Regions from separate parts of the Homo sapiens genome. Here region 1 is linked to region 2. Evidence: read pairs that join two places in POLR2A ChIA-PET (ENCODE). Cell type or tissue: Panc1. All regions are shown on one strand. Region 1 overlaps ARHGAP12 (Rho GTPase activating protein 12). Region 2 overlaps ARHGAP12 (Rho GTPase activating protein 12).

Evidence for each region. Peaks named below come from ENCODE experiments on the same cell type or tissue, not always from the same donor. Only the 100,000 strongest peaks of a DNase experiment are listed, where the experiment ranks them.
Region 1: POLR2A ChIA-PET joins it to region 2 with 13 read pairs; 3 of 35 experiments call an interaction of 5 or more read pairs at or near these places.

The regions. Positions count from the first base shown.
Region 1 is chr10:31,832,512-31,837,511 of GRCh38, forward strand. All of the region lies in intron 9 of ARHGAP12 (Rho GTPase activating protein 12), which reads right to left. Among named protein-coding and RNA genes, the nearest start is that of ARHGAP12, 94 kb to the right of the region's middle. In Panc1, CTCF peaks have their summits at 4,468 (motif pointing right) and 4,668; a DNase peak (open chromatin) is centred at 4,550; H3K27ac peaks cover 640 bases.
Region 2 is chr10:31,894,377-31,899,376 of GRCh38, forward strand. The region is part of intron 3 of ARHGAP12 (Rho GTPase activating protein 12); the gene reads right to left. Among named protein-coding and RNA genes, the nearest start is that of ARHGAP12, 32 kb to the right of the region's middle. In Panc1, no CTCF peak of the experiment used is centred here; a DNase peak (open chromatin) is centred at 2,384; H3K27ac peaks cover 346 bases.

The DNA.
Region 1 (5,000 bases), 62 kb before region 2:
AGAAGCACTTTCTCACTGCTTTAGTTTCCTAGAAGCAAATGAATTTAATTAAAATGAGCTGAGTCCATAGTAATCATTCAACATTACTAAGCATTATCTGTATGAGACAATAGTCAATTTTAATTCAACTAAAGCACTCATACACACGCACTCTCTCTCTCTCTCTCACAAGGAAGAAGTATCCCCAATTCTATTTAACTGATTACTCTGCTATATTTTCTCAATGTACTTTAATCAGAAAATATACATTTTTCTGCATGAGAGATAAACATAATATTGAGCATTTTTTTTACCAATGTCTGAAAGTTTCGTCTGGTCTGATAAAAACTGACATCTGTAGACAAAGCTGACAAACTGCTATGTCAATTTACATTTTTGGTATACTGGGGACTTGGGAAATAGCCCATATGAAGTTTTATTGTAATTTTTTCATAAAGCACAGCTTAAATCTCCTTAGATACGCAAGTTTGATATTTTTCGTAAGAACTATGTTGCTCCTCAACAAAAACATTAATAACACAATTGTAAGTATGTGTGAGATTTTTTTTTTTTCTTTTTCTCATAAACCTTCATGTTGAGGGCTGACTTTCAACAGATCACAGCAAGGCAGCTGCATAAGATGTTAAAGAAGAACATTTTTAATTTGCCGCCTGCACCCCTCAAAAGCAGGGAGAAAACAATCTTTCCATCATATGGGAACTAAGTAACAACATTAATCTGAGTGGATGGGCACTGATTACTTAAGCTAGGGAACTCAGCAATTGGAAAGGCAGAGAGGTGGGAATTAAGCCCATTTTAAAAATGCCACAGCTGAATTTGTATTAAAAAAAAAAAAAAGCAGAGGCAGGAAGGAAACACAGGCATCAAAACAGGAAGAAAAATGGATGGCATAGCAGTAGTGATAGACAGCCTAAGCCTAAGGATGAGAGGGAGAGTCTAGATCAGGGATTCTCACCCAAATCAACGGATAGACTGAAACTGGAACATAACTGAGCATGTATATATGCATCACTCAAAGAAAAGGTCCAGAACTTTCACCAAATGGTCACAGGGATCAAGACCCAAGTACTAATGCTCTATTAATCACTCTAACTTGAACATAAAGAACAAAATTTGCTACACCCAAAACGTACAAATACAAAGAACAATTCCCATGCAATGTGATACATGCTATGAGAAAGCTATGCCTAACTCAACCTGGGAGAGAAAGACATCAGACAGCCTCCTGGGGAACTTGACACTTGAACTAAGGAACAGGAGTCAGCTAGACTGAAACAGCAGGAGATAAAAACAACCAACAGTGAAAGGCACAGGGGCTAAAGACAGCATTTCATATTTGAAGGATTTTAAATTCCCCCAAGTATTGGGTGAGGTGGAGAAGTGGCAAGAAATGAGGTAGCAGAAAGAATGCACTAAGAAAGGGTAGCATGACCAGGAACCAACTAGAATACTATTTTAATCATTACTATAAGAGATGATAAAGACCTGAATGTGGTGGCAGTGACAGAGAAAAGGGGCCCAATTTGACAGATTCAGAAGACAAAATTGACAGGGACTTTTGCTAGGGTGAGAGCAAAGATCTTGGGGAAACTGTCAAGCTTGAGCAACTGGGTAGCTGGTAATATCTCCACTTCAATGTTACTTTAGGGCTTTTCCTGACCACTTTTAAGTAAACTTCCCACTATTTATGACTGCCTCAGTTTGTTTGCCTTATTGTACTTACTACAGACTAAATGTTTGTGTCCCTCAAAATTTGTACGTTGAAATCTAATCTCAAATGTAATGATACCTGGAGGTGGGGCCTTTGGGAGATGATCAGGTCATGAAGGTGAAGCCCACATGAATCTAATTAGTGCCCTTATAAAAGGGAACCCTTGTTATTTCTGCCATGTGAGGACACAGCAAAAAGGAACCATCTATGAACCAGGAAGGTGCCCTCACCAGACAGTGAATTTATCAATGCCTTGATCTTGGACTCCTCAGCCACCAGAACTGTGAGAAATAAATTTCTGTTGTTTATAAGCCACTCAGTTTATATTTTTGCTATACCAGCCCCAATGGACTAAGACACCCTTAATGCAAAGTACAATTGTGTATTTTTTATTACTTTTATTACTTCATTATCCACTCCATTAGGCCGTAAGTTGGAACCACATCTGTTATGTTCATCAATAACCAGTGCCTAGTACTGTATCAAGCATGTAGTTGGCATTCAATACATATATGATGAAGTAATTTACCAATAAATTAACAGTACTATAACAAGAAAGAAATATGAGGGTCAATAACAGAGAAAATAAAGCTTTAACTATTAAATATCTAAGTTTTTGAATTTGACATAAAAATAAATAGGCAGATGGGTAATATAGGTTTGGATACACAAGTAAGAGTTAGGAAAAACATTTAAGGCAGGGCACGGTGGCTCACGCCTGTAATCTCAGCACTTTGGGAGGCCAACACAGGTGGATCACGAGGTCAGGAGTTCAAGACTAGTCTGGCTAAGATGGTAAAACCCCATCTCTACTAAAAATAAAAAAATCAGCTGGGCATGGTGGCAGATGCCTGTAATCCCAACTACTTGGGAGGCTGAGACACAGAATTGCTTGAATGTGGGAGGCGGAGGTTGCAGTGAGCCGAGATCGCGCCACTGCACTCCAGCCTGGGCGACAGAGCGAGACTCCGTCTCAAAAGAAAAAAAAAAAAAAAGAAAAAAATTTAAACAGATTTTTATTTCATACTATTTAGTATACTTTCTCTACATAATATGTGTCAAAATCAACCAATGTTTTTGTGTTGCTTACTAAGAAAGCTTCATAAAAAATATCTTAAGTCCCATAAAATATATACAAACTTATACATGAATATTTGTTGGTCTAAGTATTTGATACTCTAAAAGAAACTTTATATTAAAAATAAGCAGGAATGCTTTAATAAGGACTAGCAAATTATGGTTAAATTGAGTAACAATATTATTCTATCCTAATAGGCAAGAAAACAATAAACTTCAAATTCTACTAGGTAATCTGGGGAAAATTTCACAAGTTCATAATTACTTTGCAGGCTCCACAATTTCTAATTGATGTTGCATTCTTTTAGTAAAGTAGGTACTTCTCAATTTAGGCTAACAAGTGTGATATACCAAAATCAATACACCTGATCAAAATCCTTATCTTCAGTTAATTGTGTAATAATAAGATTTTAAAAATATAGAATAAGTAAACTTGCACAATTGTACCTATAGCATTGAAAAAACACCACTGTAATGAAACATCCAGAATGGGTAAATCCATACATAGAAACAGAATGCAGGCTAGTGGTTATCAAGGGCAGGGGACTGGGGAGGGTGAAATGGGGAGTGACTTTTAATGGGTATGGGTTTTATTTTGGGGTGACGAAAAGTCCTATAACAGAGGTGATAGCCACACACGTTGTAAATATATTAAATGCCACTGAACTGTACCCTTTAAAATGGTTACTGGTTAATTTTATGTTACATAAGTTTTATCTGAATAAAAATAAAATTTTTAAAGAGTCAATGGATATAAAAAGAATTAAACATTCATGTTTTTTAAAAAGGCCTTAGAATAGTAATATTCAATGAAAAAAATAAGCAACTTGTCCATTAATACTTCAAATCATTAAATTTTAAAATGTCTTTTTCTCTAAATTGATTAATGCATATTAATACCATAAGTGGACATACAATATCAAAGCTCAAGTTTCTGAAATGCATATTCTAAAACTTTACTCAGTATTCAGTAATTGGGAATTTTAAAATGCATATTCTCATAGGTACATTGGGACATATAATGAATAGCTTCTTAGATCAGCCCACAAAAACCTATTTAATCCATATTATAGTCAAATTGTAGACAAATATATTATTGACTTTTAAAAAATGTATATACTGCCTATTTCAAGCAGATTTAAAGGGACTACAAAAAGTAACAATCATTTAAAAATTAGAAAAGAAAAAGTTAACATGTTTAAAATTTATATTAAGGGACGAAATTTTAAATCTGGTGTGATTAAAGGAGATAGATGAGCAATCTGCAGGGATTTTTAAGGTGACATTAAGAACTGAAAATGATGATGGTATCATTTCCACTTCTAAATTTGCAGCTTCCTTCTTTCTTATCACTAAGCCTTTATACCAATCAGATTTTAACTCGCAAAGAAAGAGGGAAATATCTCCCTGTAGTAACTGGGTACGAGTGAGAAAGAGACGCAAGAATACCAGAAGCCATGCAAGCGCAGAGGAGGAACCAGAGGGCAGAGGGAGTGAAGAGATGTCACAGAGGGCAGAAACCTCCATGGGAGGGCACAACAGCATGGATGGAGCATTCAGGAAAAAAGGAATGCCATCTGGTGATGGAAAAACAGAACCACCTCTGGTAGAATTAACATGGCGGTTTGTTTTTTTCACCTAAAGGTAAAAAAAGATTGAAACAGAAGAAACATTGGCGAGGCAGTTCCCTGTGATGGCCATCAGAGGGTACTGTGAGTCCGGCATGGTCTAGCTGCTGTCAAACTTCAGAAAATGGATAAATGGGTGGTGAAATAATTTGAAAACAGTCCTTGTAACTGCATGTGCAACATTTAAAAACTTTGCTTCTAGGATTACTTAGGAATTCTCTTTTAACAAAATGAAAATAATGTATAAAAGATCTTTGTGGGAACTGTGCATTACCTACATTTAAAATAGTTTTAAAGGGTTTCCTACTTTTCTAGATGGACAGATTAAGAGTACTGTAGTAACAGTGCCTTAGATTCGTATGGCAATTCTTGCCAAAACCACCAAAATAATGTTCACTTTTATCGTTATGTAATGTTTATGTACCCAGTACTGTGCAAATAATGCAAAAGATAAGTAGATGCATGTAGTCTCTATCTGTCCTCTATTTAAACTTCTTTTAGGAATTTAAAACCTGGTAGGGAGACTAGAAGTACATATAATAACTTGCACTTATTCAATGCAATTAGTGACTTGAGAGTTCAGA
Region 2 (5,000 bases):
GCTGATAAGCAACTTCAGCAAAGTCTCAGGATACAAAATCAATGTGCAAAAATCACAAGCATTCTTATACACCAATAACAGACAAACAGAGAGCCAAATCATGAGTGAACTCCCATTCACAATTGCTTCAAAGAAAATAAAATACCTAGGAATCCAACTTACAAGGGATGTGAAGGACCTCTTCAAGGAGAACTACAAACCACTGCTCAGTGAAATAAAAGAGGATACAAACAAATGGAAGAACATTCCATGCTCATGGATAGGAAGAATCAATATCGTGAAAATGGCCATACTGCCCAAGGTAGATTATAGATTCATTGCCATCCCCAACAAGCTACCAGTGACTTTCTTCACAGAATTGGAAAAAACTACTTTAAAGTTCATATGGAACCAAAAAAGAGCCCGCATCACCAAGTCAATCCTAAGCCAAAAGTACAAAGCTGGAGGCATCACGCTACCTGACTTCAAACTATACTACAAGGCTACAGTAACCAAAACAGCATGGTACTGGTACCAAAACAGAGATACAGACCAATGGAACAGAACAGAGGCCTCAGAAATAATACCACACATCTACAACTATCTAATCTTTGACAAACCTGACAAAAACAAGAAAAGGGGAAAGGATTCCCTATTTAATAAATGGTGCTGGGAAAACTGGTTTGCCATATGTAGAAAGCTGAAACTGGATCCCTTCCTTATACCTTACACAAAAATTAATTCAAGATGGATTAAAGACTTAAATGTTAGACCTAAAACCATAAAAACCCTAGAAGAAAACTTAGGCAATACCATTCAGGACATAGGCATGGGCAAGGACTTCATGTCTAAAACACCAAAAGCAATGGCAACAGAAGCCAAAATTGACAAATGGGATCGAATTAAACTAAAGAGCTTCTGCACAGCAAAAGAAACTACCATCAGAGTGAACAGGCAACCTACAGAATGGGAGAAAATTTGTGCAATCTACTTATCTGACAAACGGCTAATATCCAGAATCTACAAAGAACTTAAACAAATTTACAAGAAAAAACCCCATCAACAAGTGGGCAAAGGATATAAACAGACACTTCTCAAAAGAAGACATTTATGCAGCCAACAGACACATGAAAAAATGCTCACCATCACTGGCCATCAGAGAAATGCAAATCAAAACCATAATGCGATACCATCTCACACCAGTTAGAATGGCGATCATTAAAAAGTCAGGAAACAACAGGTGCTGGAGAGGATGTAGAGAAATAGGAACACTTTTACATTGGTGGGACTGTAAACTAGTTCAACCATTGTGGAAGGCAGTGTGGCGATTCCTCAAGGATCTAGAACTAGAAATACCATTTGACCCAGCCAACCCATTACTGGGTATATACCCCAAGAATTATAAATCATGCTGCTATAAAGACACATGCACACGTATGTTTATTGCGGCATTATTCACAATAGCAAAGTCTTGGAACCAACCCAAATGTCCAACAATGATAGACTGCATTAAGAAAATGTGGCACATATATACCATGGAATACTATGCAGCCATAAAAAAGGATGAGTTCATGTCCTTTGTAGGGACATGGATGAAGCTGGAAACCATCATTCTCAGCAAACTATCGCAAGCACAAAAAACCAAACACCGCATGTTCTCACTCACAGGTGGGAAATGAACAATGAGAACACTTGGACACAGGAAGGGGAACATCACACACCGGGGCCTGTTGTGGGGTGGGGGGAGCGGGGAGGGATAGCATTAGGAGATATACCTAACGTAAATGACGAGTTAATGGGTGCAGCACACCAACATGGCCCATGTATACATATGTAACAAACCTGCACATTGTGCAGATGTACCCAAGAACTTAAAGTATAATAAAAATATATATATAAATAAAATAAAATAATGGATGTGATCCAGGACATCATTAAACTTTTTTTACTTTGAAAAAAAAAAAAAAAGCTAGTATGTAACAAATGTAAACATTTCTAGATTTATGGTCATCATCATAAAAACTCATTATTGCATTTTTAAAATAATATGATTCTAAGCTTTATAGATTTCTGGCCTTCTTCCTAAATGTCAGGTTGTCAGTTATCACTTTTTCTTCTGGCATCGTGTCAGCCTCATAGAGAAAAGTCCTATCATTTCTACTCCCCAGTTTCAGATCATACTTTCTAATGATAGGGACCTGGGAAACTTGATACTCAAGATTGATAAGACACACATATTAAACGAACATCAATGTGATTATGAGGGGGAAAAAAAGGGCTTCAGCAAAGTATATGGTTCTTAATAAACCATACAAAAACATCTCATAAAATCAGTGAGTGAGTTAGGCAAGGTGGCAAGATACAAGATGAACATGAAAATCAACTGTAGAACTTCCTATTTTAGCTCAGACATGTAACAAGCTTGGAAGTCATCATTCTCATCCTAACACCAAGATAAAAGCTGAACAAACTGAAAATAATTTATTTCTAGGACCCATTACAGAACCAAAGTCACGTGTCAAACCACTACCCCAAAATTTGGAGAGCAAGGCAAATTCAGAGTCACACAGATCTATTTCCCTGGAACAGAAACCCTGGAGCTATAAACTGGAAGGAACATTTAAAGGTCATTTCAATGAACTGCTGGAGGCTAAGTGTGGACTAGGATGAGAATGACTAACTTCTAGGAGTGGCAGTCTTGAAAGAAAGACCTTATACTTTTGTGGGGTTTACTTCCAAAAACAACATCAGCTTCCTACAGTAAAGAGCCAAGAAGATACTCCCATAGCTCTGACAAGGGGAGGGAAAAAATAACTAGTATGAAATAAGCCCAAGTCATTCATCATAACAAAGACTTACTTCCTAGACTTACAAAGACTTAAAAGGGTTTACCAGAGCCTTATCTGACCTGAGGAAAGGGCACTTCCCAGACTCCACATCCCTGGTCTTGCCTAAGGGAAAGGGTAAACTAAGAGACACTTGTAAAATTCACAGCTCATGACGCACACACACTAAAAGGCTAAGATTTAATCCTAACAGAACACTATCCCCTTCCCCATACTTTACCACCACTCCAACAGGCCTCCAGTACATCAACAGTGAACTGAGGGGCACAGGGTGGGAGTTGGGTGTGGGGTGGGGGCGCCTACCTTAAGTAGTATCTAAGGAAAATCTTAGATACTTAGTATCTAAGTAGATACTAAGGAAAATCTCTTAGAGACAAACACTGATGTCTGAAGAATTTAAAGCCTCTGGTACCTACAACTACAGCGAACATTAAAAGCAATCCAGTTTCTACTCAGATAACCCAATACCCCACTTCAGTTCCTATCACCTGATATATGGTGTCTGGCTTTCAACCAAAAATTGCAAGGCATGCCAAAAGGCAAGAAAAAAACAGTATGAAGAAACAAAGCAAGCAACAGAATCAAACTCAGCTGTGGCACAGATGGAACTATTAGACGGGAAACTGAAAATATCTACTATTAGGCTGGGTTCAATGGCTCACTCCTGTAATCCCAGCACTTTGGGAGGTCAAGGCAGGCAGATCGCTTGCGCCCAGGAGTTTGAGGCCAGCGTGGGCAACAAGGTAAAATCCCATCTCTACAAAAAATACAAAAACTAGCCAGGCTTGTTTTTGAGCCTGCTGTCCCAGCTACTTGGGAGGCTGAGGTGGGAAAATCGCTTGAACCCAGGAGGTCAAGGCTGCAGTGAGCCATGATCGCACCACTGCACTCCATCCTGGGCAAGAGAGCAAAACCTTGTCTCAACAACTACAGAATGGGAGAGGGGAGAAAATATTTGCAAATCATACATTTGGTAAGTGACCTCTACCTAAACTATATAACGAATTCTTACAACTCAATAATAAGGCAACGCAACTTAAAAATGTGCCAAGAATTTGAATAAATATGTCTCCAAGGAAAATATATAAATAGCAAATGAACATATGAAAAGATGCTCAACGTCATTAATCATGAGGCAAATGCAAATTAAAACCACAATCAGACACTTCCTACTCACTAGAATAACCATAAGCAAAAAGCCAGATAATAAAAAGTATTGACAAGGATGTGGAAAAATTGGAACCCTAATGCATTGCTGGTGGGATGGTCCTGATCTCTTGACCTCGTGATCTGCCCACCTCGGCCTCCCAAAGTGCTGGAATTACAGGCGTGAGCACCGCACCTGGCCCAACTGCATTTTTATATGCAGTCATATGCTGAATAACGTTTCAGTAATGGTGGACCACATACACAAACGTGGTCCCATAAGATTATAATACTGTATTTTTGCTGTACCTTTTCTATGTTTAGATACACAAATACTTAGCACTGTGTTATAACTGCCTACAGTATTCAGGACAGTCACATGCTGTACAGGTTTGTAGCCTAGGAGCAACGGGCTACACCATCTAGCCTGGGTGTGGAGGAGGATAGACCATCTAGGTTTGTGTAAGTACACTCTGTGATGTTCCCACAACAATAAAATAGTGTAACAACAACAAACAAAAAAAAACACGTCCACAGATGTTTATAGCAGAATTATTCATACTAGCCAAAAAAGGTGGCAACAATCAAAATGCTCCAAAAGTGGCAGATGGATAAACAATAGAATATTATTCCACCACAAAAAGGAATGCAGTACTGATACATGCTACACACAACATGGCTGAACATTGAAAACATTTAGTCAAGTGCAAGAAAGCAGTCACAAAAGACCACATAAATATGATTCCACTAAAATAAAAGGTCCAGAATCGGAAAATCTATGGAGATAGAGAATAGATTAATGGTTGCTTGGTGCTGAGGACCACAGACGACAGTGGGGTGATAGCTAAAGGTTATAGAAAACTACAAAACTCTAATGAACGTTATCGAAAACAGTCTAAATAAATGAAGACATAGTCCTTGTCCATGAATTACAAGACTATAGTGTTAAGATGTCAATTCTTTCCAGTTTGATCTGTAGATTCAATCCAATTCCAATCAAAATCCCAACAAACTATTTTGTAGATATGG